Linked DNA regions of Homo sapiens: region 1 is linked to region 2. A link is an interaction called in ENCODE POLR2A ChIA-PET data of the cell type or tissue named here. Cell type or tissue: MCF 10A. All regions are shown on one strand. Links, peaks and the distances in the headings refer to the core of each region. The heading gives the core; the rest is flanking DNA. Region 1 has its middle 120 kb from the start of LINC01375. Region 2 has its middle 240 kb from the start of LINC01375.

Evidence for each region. ChIA-PET counts read pairs that join two places held together with the same protein. Peaks named below come from ENCODE experiments on the same cell type or tissue, not always from the same donor. Only the 100,000 strongest peaks of a DNase experiment are listed, where the experiment ranks them.
Region 1: POLR2A ChIA-PET joins it to region 2 with 5 read pairs; 2 of 35 experiments call an interaction of 5 or more read pairs at or near these places.

What each region holds. Positions count from the first base shown.
Region 1 is chr10:90,075,980-90,081,366 of GRCh38, forward strand. No RefSeq gene overlaps it. Among named protein-coding and RNA genes, the nearest start is that of LINC01375, 120 kb to the left of the region's middle. RefSeq lists an enhancer at 5,053-5,387. In MCF 10A, for the core only: no CTCF peak of the experiment used is centred there; no DNase peak of the experiment used is centred there.
Region 2 is chr10:90,195,374-90,200,760 of GRCh38, forward strand. No RefSeq gene overlaps it. Among named protein-coding and RNA genes, the nearest start is that of LINC01375, 240 kb to the left of the region's middle. In MCF 10A, for the core only: no CTCF peak of the experiment used is centred there; a DNase peak (open chromatin) is centred at 2,618.

The DNA.
Region 1 (5,387 bases), core at 270-5,269, 120 kb before region 2:
GCTTGGTGCTTTACTCTGCTGAGGCCAAGCTGGTGCCTGAACTTCAAGACAAAGTCCCCTTTACCTTTCCTTCTCCTTTTTCCTCAAGCAGAAGGAGTCTCTCCCCACAGCCACCACAGCTGGGAATGTGCTGGGTCACACCTGAAGCCAGCATGTCTTAGAATCTCACCCAAGGCCTGTGGCAAATACTGCCTGGCTACAGCTTCTGATGATTCAGGGCCCAAGGACTGTTTAGTCAATAGGTGACGAATCCTTCCAGGAGTAGGTTCTTCCCTTCAAGACAGCAGGTTTTCTTCTGGACCAGAGTATGTCTAGGAATGTTGCCTTGGAAATAGAACCTGGAATGGGGGCTTCGGAACTCTACTAGATGCCCTATTGTACTGTAGCTAAGCTGATATCTAAGTTTTAAGGCAAAGGTCTCTTTACTCTCCCTTCTCCTCTCTTGAAGGAGTACAGGAGAAAGAAGGAGTCTCTCCTGGAGCTGTGAGCTTCACTATCTGTGGGTGGTGGAGAGGTGGTGCAAGCAGTCCCTTGGCTGCCCTGGCTGGTGTCTCACTAGGCCACTCACATTCCAAGTCCAGGTGTGCTGGCTTCGAGCTTAGCACAGCACTGATGCTTGCCCAGGGACTGCAGTCCTTGTGTCATAGATTGCTTTTCAAGTTTATTTAGTATCCCAAGCACTTTAGTTCACAGTGGTGAGCTTGCTGAAACTCAAGTTCCAACCACTGGGGTGGGCAATTCCCCTCTGGCTGGGACTCATCTAGATGCTTTGTGAATGCCGACTGAGTTCTGCCCTATGTTGCTTTCCACTGTGACAGAGCAGCATTGAGTTCCAATGTGAAGTCTCACAATAAGTGCACTCTCCTTGCCCCAAATGCACAGATTCTCTCACCATGCTAAGTGGCCACTGCTGCTTCAAGCTTGTCTTTTCTACCCTCTTCAGTGCCTCTTTCCTTAATATGATGTTAAAAGCAGGTACTGTGATCACTCACCTGATCATAGGTTCTTATGAAGTTGATTTTCTTCATAGTTGTTCAATTTGGTGTTCCTGTTCGGGGGATGATTGCTGTGGGCTTCTATTCAGTCACTTTGTTCTGCCTACCCTTCATCATTCATTAATTTAACACAAGGTAAATATGCATCTACTATGTCCCAGGGACTCTTCTAAGTTTTGGGGAAGTTAACAGTGCATATAGAAACAAAATAACTGCTCTCAAAAAGTTTACATTATTGGAGGGAAATAGAGAATAAAAACATATGGTATAAACAGGTCACTGGTTTTGAAACATTATTGTTTATCAGAGGAACCCTGATCTTAGGCAAAAATTTCCTAGAATACCAATATATAAAACAGCAAAAAGAATACTTTCTGGTAGATGCAACATTCAGAGGTCACTCATGTTGCAATCCTCTTCTGCCTTTCTCTCCTACAGCAGTCTGGTAGACACTTCTAGAAAGGTTTGAAAACTACCAATTTAGAATACCCATTGTTGTGGAAATATAATTAAAAAAAAAATCTTCTTCCAACCCACACTACCTCTCCACAAAATAGTAGAGAAAGTAAAAGTAAATAGTTTTATTATTAATAAGTAAAAGACCAGAATGTAATCTGGCAACATGGGCAATTCATCCAGAGATGGCAGACTGAATGAAAGCTCACGTTTAAAAAAAGCCAAATAGGGCTGGGCGCGGTGGCTCACACCTGTAATCACAGCACTTTGGGAGGCCGAGGCATGTGGATCATGAGGTCAAGAGATCGAGACCATCCTGGCCAACATGGTGAAACCCTGTCTCTACTAAAAACACAAAAAATTAGCTGGGCGTGGTGGCATGCACCCGTAGTCCCAGCTACTCGGGAGGCTGAGGCAGAAGAATCGCTTGAACCCAGGAGACAGAGGTTGGAGCGAGCCGATATCATGCTTCGCATTCCAACCTGGTGACAAAGTGAGACTCCATCTCAAAAAAAAAAAAAAAAAAAAAAAAAAGAGCCAAACAGATACAACCCATTACAGACATGCTTTCACAATAAACAATACTGTGTTCTCAAGTAAAAGAACTTGAGTGCACCATTTGTCACACATAGTTCGTCTTAAATTCACCTGGTAATTGGGGTGACCATCTGTGGTAGCTAATTGGCTTTCTTTAGAGGAAAAACAAATTCCTTTATCTTTATTGCCAGAGGTAGTTTTAATACTTGGAGCAAGGGGCTACTGAAGTTAGGCCCCTACACTCTCACAGAAACTGGGAGTTAGGGGTTCTATTTCCTTTGATTTCAAAGGGATGGCTTTCAGGTGATAAAGCTGACAAAGGAACTTGCAACTACATGTTTTCTGAAGAAAATTTAAAAAAAGGAAAGTGGAAGAACTCTATTTCCTTATTTTCAACTGGGAGAATTAAGCTTCTTATTTTTAATTTGTATTTATTCATAAGCCATTCAGATATAAGGCAGCTGATTCTGGAAATAAATACAAAAACAAAACAAAACCATGTTATCCTAATTAGAATGTGTGACTTGATAATTTTGGAGAGATAGGCTTGCTGAAAATACCCTCATGATTTCAGTTTACATCCATGAGAGTAAACTAGATTTTTCTGACCCCAGAGTCAGTCTATGATAAGCCTGATTTAAATCTTTGGCTAAAAGTTTTCAAAAGCATTACCCAAAGAGTGAAACCTCTTCTTTCTCTGGCTCTGAAGGACTCAAGCTTTAGGCTGATAGGCAAGTGCTTAGAAGTGTTACCATATCCCATGGAACTAAAATAGTCCAAAAATGGTGAAGTCAACTTAGAATCATAGACTGTTGAAGCTCAAATTTCCCTGGAAGTTATACAGTTCGATATTCACTTAAAGGCACACTGATACCCAGGCAAGGTAAATTAATGTCTAGAATAGACTGGTAGATTATTCCCTGTCCTAGAGAGAAGCTCTGTGCCCATATACCCAGTCTGTTTTCTCTACTGACTGTGGAATCTAGGAAAAGGCACAGTAATGTCATGCCAGACCGGGTGCACTTGGAATTCAGGTTTCTCTCAGCTGTGCATTAACTGCTTCCTTGCCTACCATTAAATAAAGCAAGCACAATGAAGAAATTTTGCTTCATTGTCATGCTTACAAAATATAGTGACATCAAAGAAGAGATTAAGTCTGAATTTCAAAGGGCTAACAAAAAGAGAATTGAAATGAAACTAGAGAAATAAACCTCTATAGAAATAAAAACCTGGAAATGCCTGAGAAACATTATTGATCTATCACTTTTTTTTTTTAAGAAAGGGTTTCTCTCTGTCACTCAGGCTGGAGTGCAGTGGTGCAATCATGGCTCACTGCAGCTTTGGTCTCCCGGGCTCAAGAGATCCTCCCACCTCAGCCTCCTGAGTAGCTGGGACTGCAGTCATGAACTACTATGCCTGGTTAATTTAAAAAAATGTAGTAGACACAAAGTGTCATTATGTTGCCCAGGCTGGTCTCCACCACTCTTGTTTTACAGGTGGGAAAATGAATGGAGAGAGAACTATTTCTCCCTGCCCCTGTGAGGGATAGTACCTGAATTGTATTTGTTTTCTTTTTGGTTCAGCTGTCCACTTTCAGGTGAAGTTGAGCATGGATGATATGATGTTTGTGAGCCTGATCATGTTGTACCCCTATTATATGCTATGCCACTGCAGCGATCAAGCTTGTCTAAAACCACCCCTGCCTTCATACCACTCAAGGAGAAGACAAATATAGTTGGTTATTGGAAGAACCAACAGGATTTTACAGGATAAGTAGACATTTCATAGAGCTCTTGAAACCTGAAAATGATTGACATTGCTGTGTGAAAGGAAAATATCTTGGGCCCCCAAAATCACTAAGTTAAAGGGAAAATTCAAGCTGGAAACTGCTTAGGGTAAACCTGCCTCCCATTCTATTAAAAGTCATCCTTCTGCTCACTGAGATAAATGCATGTCTAATTGCCTCCTTTGAAAGGCTAATCAGAAACTCAGAAGAATGCAACCATTTGTCTCTCACCAACCTGTGACCTGGACCCTCCCCGCTTTGAGTTGTCCCACTTTTGTTTTGAGTTGTCCCGCCTTTCCAGACTGAACCATTGTTATATATGTTGATTGATGTCTCCTGTCTCCCTAAAATGTATAAAACCAAGCTGTGCTCTGACTACTTTGAGCACATGTTGTCAGGACCTCCTGAGGCTGTGTCACAGGCATGCATCCTCAACTTTGGCAAAATAAACTTTCTAAATTAACTGAGACCTGTCTCAAATTTTGGGGGTTCACATTTGGTAACCATGGAGGGATTCTGAGTGGAGATGCCCCTGACTTCTGACAAATCTCCTATCGGTTCTTCGTACCAGCATGAGCTAACTTTATAGCTCAAACCAATAGGACAATTTGCTGAGGTCAGGGAGCAACCCTTCCAGAGAATCCCTGATCTCCAAAAATTTGGTCAAGATCTAAAGTTTATTTTGCTGTATACTCCTTTTGTTTTTCTTGCTTCCAACAAGGAAGGCAAGATTTCCTGTTTCCAAGACAATGGAAAGCAGGTAACTCCTTTATGGAGTTTGAGCTCGCTCCCAGCTGGGAAGACGAGTTGGAGTATTTTTCCTGCTTCTACAATGGTAGAAAGCAGTCTTCAGCCTAAGATCCATCTCTGGGTAAGTAGCTGAATTGTGGTTTTGTCTTGGCTAAAGTTCAACAACCAGCTTATCATTGGAGCACTCAGTGATCATATTGTTGGGCTTTGTTGTTGTTGTTTGTTCCAGTCTTTCTCCCATCAGATTTCATCAACTCTATCTGACTTGGACAAATCCAAGTGAGAATTGCAAATGATGGGTAACAAGCCCTCTCTAATTTGGCTAAAATTCCTCATAGCTGCAAAATTAAACAAAGAGAGAAAACAAGAAAACCATGTGTTTGGTTTCTGTGTTCGCTTCCTTTCTTTAAAAAAAAAAAAATTGTTCTTTTGTTTACTTTTCTTCCACCCTATACCTCCTTCCCCCTTTGCCATCTGAAGTATCAAAAATTCTAGAGAAAGCTTCTAATGACTTTCATACACGTCCGTGTGAAGAGGTCACTAAACAGGCTTTGTGTGAGCAACATGGCTGTTTATTTCACCTGGGTGCAGGCAGGCTGAGTCCAAAAAGAGAGTCAGTGAAGGGAGATAAGGGTGGGGCCGTTTTATAGGATTTGGGTAGGTAAAGGAAAATTACAGTTAAAGGGGGTTTGTTCTCTGGCAGGCAGGAGTGGGGGGTCGCAAGGTGCTCAGTGGGGGTGCTTTTTGAGCCAGGATGAGCCAGGAAAAGGACTTTCACAAGGTAATGTCATCAGTTAAGGCAAGGACCGGCCATTTACACTTCTTTTGTGGTGGACTGTCATCAGTTAATGTGGGGCAGGGCA
Region 2 (5,387 bases), core at 239-5,238:
CACAACATTATTTGTTTTCCCTTTTTCCTAGAATACATTTCACAGAATGCCTGCAATTTATACAGCAGCTATATTTATTTTGGCATACTGTCAGTTTTATTTCTTTCAAAATAAAATTTCAAAATACTTTGTCAGTTAAAAATTTCTGGGCCACATCCTGGAGAGTCTTGGCAATGCCACTAGTGAACACAGGCAGGGTTAAATGCCACTTTATCTCAGCACCACAGATGAACATTGATGGTGACAAGTTACCTTATTAATTAGAGCCCCACGCTTTGTTCTGACTGGGTGGGTGAACAATAATGCAACAAGAGCTTTAACAAATAAACTCACTGCAGGTCTCAGGCGTCACCATGGCACAGTCATCACTTTTTATATATTTTCATTTGTAATGATTTCTACTGGCTAATGCCCAAATAAAGGACAAACAAAAAAAAAATTAAAATCTGGGCTGGGCGTGGTGGTTAATGCCTGTAATTTTAGCACTTTGGGAGGCCAAGTGGGAGAATTGCTTGAAGCCAGGAGTTTAAGACCAGCATCTGGAACAAAAAAAGACCTTATCTCTACAAAAAAAGAAAAAAAAAATTAGCTGCATGCAGTGGCATGCACCTGTAGTCCTCAGCTACTTGGGAGGCTGAGGCGGGAAGATCACTTGAGCCCAAGAGGTGAATGCTAATTATATATATATATATATAAAATGGTTAATACTGAGTGTTAACTTGATTGATTGAAGGATACAAACTATTGATCCTATGTGTGTTTGTGAGGGTGTTGCCAAAAGATATTAACATTTGAGTTAGTGGGCTGAGAAAGGCAGACCCACCCTTAATCTGGGTGGGCACAATCTAATTAGCTGCCAGCACAGCTAGAATATGAGCAGGCAAAAAAATGTGAAAAGAGAGACTGGCCTAGCTTCCCAGCCTACATCTTTCTCCTGTGATGGATGCTTCCTGCCCTCGAACATTGGACTCCAAGTTCTTCAGTTCTGGAACTCAGACTGCCTCTCCTTGCTCCACAGCCTGGAGACAGTTTATTGTGAGACCTTTTGATCATGTGAGTTAATACTTAATAAATATATATATATATATATATATATATATATTCCATTAGTTCTGTCCCTCTAGAGAACCCTAATACAATACGTGTGTGTGTGTGTGTGTGTGTGTGTGTGTATATATATATATATATTTATGTACATATGTGTGTGTGTATTTATCTTTCTGTGCGCTTATTCTGAGGTGGTTCATAGTGGTATCCACTATTCCTCCATTCACCCATGTCATATAATTAACTAAAAGACATCAATTGATTTTTAAAAGTTTCTTACTAAATGACATAATGCTTTCCTGTAAGCCACTAGGGCATGTCCTGGGAAGACCTATGAGCTATTGATGAAGATGCAGCCTGTGCTTGGGGAACAAGGGCAGAAGCTGTAGTAAGAAGTGGTAGAGGCCTGGTCAGCAGGGTTTCCAAGTAAGAGACAGAGTTTATAGTTATAGACCAAGCAAGAAGACAGGCTCATAGCAGATAGTGCATGTTGAATATGCCTAGTTGACTCAGCCTAGTGCTGAAACAGCATTTGCTCATCTATTTTCTTCTCTGGAAGGTGCTATCAACTGGTGCTGTGTCCCCACAAATGGCTATGAGCCTGGTCAGGCAAGACCATGGCAAAACGGACTCCAATACATTTTCTGTCCTGAACAGAAGAGCTACAGGGCATTCTACATACTAGTATGTTTTGTCTGTTTAACATAAAAATCCCTTCTATTGCCCTTACTAAAAAAGATATGTACATCAACATTGGATAACTGGGCCTTATTAATATGGGGAAATGCCTGAAATCCCAATGTAAATATCTGGTTAAACTGGATTAGAAAACATGGCTTAGACTCAAGCCTAACCAAGAAACTTTTACCTCTTACATCGAACCGACAACACCGCAACACATTTAGGTAAAAGAAGAGCTCCTGTGGAATAACGTCTCCACGCATTCCTATTACCTAGTGGAGAGAGAACATGGAGCTTGTGAAGAAACAAATCATCTAACATTCTACCAGGGGAATTAATTTTCTATCAGTAGAATTTGCGGCCAGGGGAACCAGTCCCACCACTGGCCCACAGACCATACTTGAGGAATACTGCCACAGAGTAAGTCCCAGCTTCTCTTCCCAGGTTAACATTTGTAAGCAGATGAAGTGTGGTTAGAATGATCATCTGGATGAATGGTAACCTGATAGTCAATATCAGCAACAACCATTTATATCTAAGAGTAACAGACCATTTAATTTAAAAATAGTTTATTTTGGGGGAGAGCAAATCAGAGCAGCTATCTTGTGTTCTAGTATTTGGGGTTTCCTAGGAAAAAAGGAAGGGAAGAGGAACAGATAATTGCTAGTGACCCAACATCTTTAGTATTGACATGTATTATGGGTTGAATTGTGTCCTCTTAAAAGATATGTTGAAGCCCTGTCCCTCAGTACCACAGAATTTTACCTATTTGGAAATAGGGTCATTGCTGATATAATTAGCTAAGATGAGGTCATATATGAGTAGCATAGACTCTAATATGACTCATGTGCTCATAAGAGAGGAGAATGCCATGTGAAGACAGAGTCATGCAGAGGGAAAGTGGCTGGTGAAGATGAAGGCAGAGATTGTAATAATGCATTTACAAGCCAAGAAACTCAAAGGATTGCCACTAAACCCCAGATGCTGCAAGAGAAGAGATTCTCCACTGCAGGTTTCACAGGGAGCTCCTCCCTGCCCACAACTTGATTTTGGACTTCTTGCCTCCAGAACTGTGGGGCAATTATTTTACATTGCTTCAAGCCTCCCAGTTTATGGTACAAACTGGGAATCTTAGGAAACTAATATAGCATGTAAGTTCCAGCCCTAGAAAACTAATATAGCATGTAAGTTCCAGTAAGTAGCTGCATCACATCTTTGATAAATGAGAAGAATGAACCAATTCATAATCAATTTACTATCAGCATTCATCCATCTATAGTGTCACACATCCAGACTTCTTATTTCTCTAATGTGACACCCCCCACTTTCTATTACATCATATCTTATTAGAATTTTACTCTTTATTTGCACTTGAGATTTTATTGGCAAAAGTCACTTTAACGGTTATCTGAACCACACATATAACAAAAGATTTAGGGGGAAAGACTTTATCACACTCTTCATCTCTATATCTATCATATCATATGAACATATGCTTCTCTAAATCAGGGAGCTCAAACATTTATTAATGTGTCCCACAGAAAGAATAATATTTGATGTTATAACCAGTGTCCATAACCTATTCATTTACATAAGCTGAAAAAAAAATCACTTACCTTTACTGTTCTTACTACATGTGAAATGGATATTTTCTACTGTATTCAATTTTTTTAAATGGTTATATTTACTCTATAAATTGATTTTACACCTCTTATTGAGTAACAACCGACAGTTTTTTTTTTTTTTTTACTATGGCCCATATTTTGCCTAGTTTCTGAATGCTACCCTCTAGGGATGGTTCCACCAAGTTCTATGTTACTCTCATTCTCCTAACCACATACACACACTAACATCACAGTTTTATATGATGTGGAGGTATGAGAATGTATAATGGTAAACATTCCTTAAAAGTAAAAAAAAAGTATGGCCTCTCAAACTCAAGTGAAATATTTATGTTACAAAAACAAGTTTCTGGCTATTTACAAACAGAATTGCAGCTATATTAAATCATTGTTTCCTGGTATTTATAGCAATGAGGCACTTTTATTCATGGAGCTATTAAATACAGAAGACCTTTGCACGTGGAACTTCTGGATTATTTGTTACCACTCTGTTTCCTGGTCATTTCAAACAATTATTCATTTTCCTTAACCAGATTGACTGATTTTCTTTCCTTCCTGAAATAATTCATTGTTTGAGTGAATACACCAAGTAACAGCTTGTGTTCTGGAGATAATGCAAGTAAATGCAGAGCTGACAGCTGATCTAGATGAGGTCATTTGTTTTGGGTGAATCTTAATGTGGTCTTAAGAAAAACAATCAGAAACTATCCCCCGACAGATCAGCTAATAATTTTGAGAAAAGGGAGATAGGTATTTTTCAGGCCTCTCTTCATTTTAACTATTTCTTAATAATTTGAAGCCACTTGGGGATAATGAAAATTGATAATCCCATAATATGAAGAGAAACATTTGGTTTCCTTTATATTAATAATATATTTTTATTGTCAGAAATTAAACAAATAATTCTACCCTATTCCCTAAAGAAGGCCAACAGAAAGAATTGCCTGAGGTCAATTACTCAAATCTGAAATCACTATTTCTGTCAGATATCCTTGCAGATGTCATTGAGTTATGCTACCAACTCTCTAGGCCTGGGCCATTTAGTATATTTTACAATGCAATTATTTCAGAGTATTTACTGGAAAGCCATATCTCTCTAAATTACATAGTCTTGTGTGTTCATCAATAAGCTTTTTCTATAATGAATCTAAGGGAGATTGGTGATTCTTATTTTAAAATTGCATGGGCTGTAATCATCATTGTGAACATACTCTGGCTTTGGAACTGTGAGCCTTGAATAGTCATTTATTTTCTGTTGGTGCTAACTTAAAACTCTTTACTGAACTAAATAATAATTCTGTGTGAATAACTCCTACCAACCTATGAAGGTGGACTGGCCTACACACAAACAGAAGCTTTGGTTGAGCACCTTAATTTTTAGAAGACATCAACCTCTTTCTTTTTATCGCCAACTGATTTTTAAAGAGAAAGAAACAGTCCAGAATTGACAACACAGAATACCTGTACTTTGAACATTTTTCTAATTATCTAATGCCTGAGTTTTTACCCAAAGCCCAATTACACAAAATTAATAGAAGATTGCCTTTGTGATCGATAGCCTATTTTTTCTTCACTGTGCTTGAAATGAAGGAAATTATAAGAAGCAATCACAATAAATTTGCCCTTACATTTATATAGGAATATCATGTATTTTAACACTCGTTGTATCCTCCATTTAGTTAGAGAATAGTGAGGAGAACTTATCCTTTGGTGTCACAAATGATACAAGAGTTGATGACTGGTTGTTGATTCAGATGGAGGTGTTTAAATGTTCCAGTTTGCCCCAAGAGAGCCTGGTTCCTGCCTGTTGTTCTGGTGTAATTGTTAGTAGCTTCTTCCCCCATCCCTCTTATTTTCAGAAGTTTCTGGGTTTGAAACACAAATTCTGCCCAATTTGGGGTTAATCAAAGGAGACAGAGCACCTTCCCTGTTAGAAAGAGTTAGCCAGTCTTGCTTAATGAAGTTTGGCTTTGAGGAATGGGCAAATCCCTCAGTTTGTTCCTAATGCTAAGTGAAACATTGTAGTCAAGAATCCAG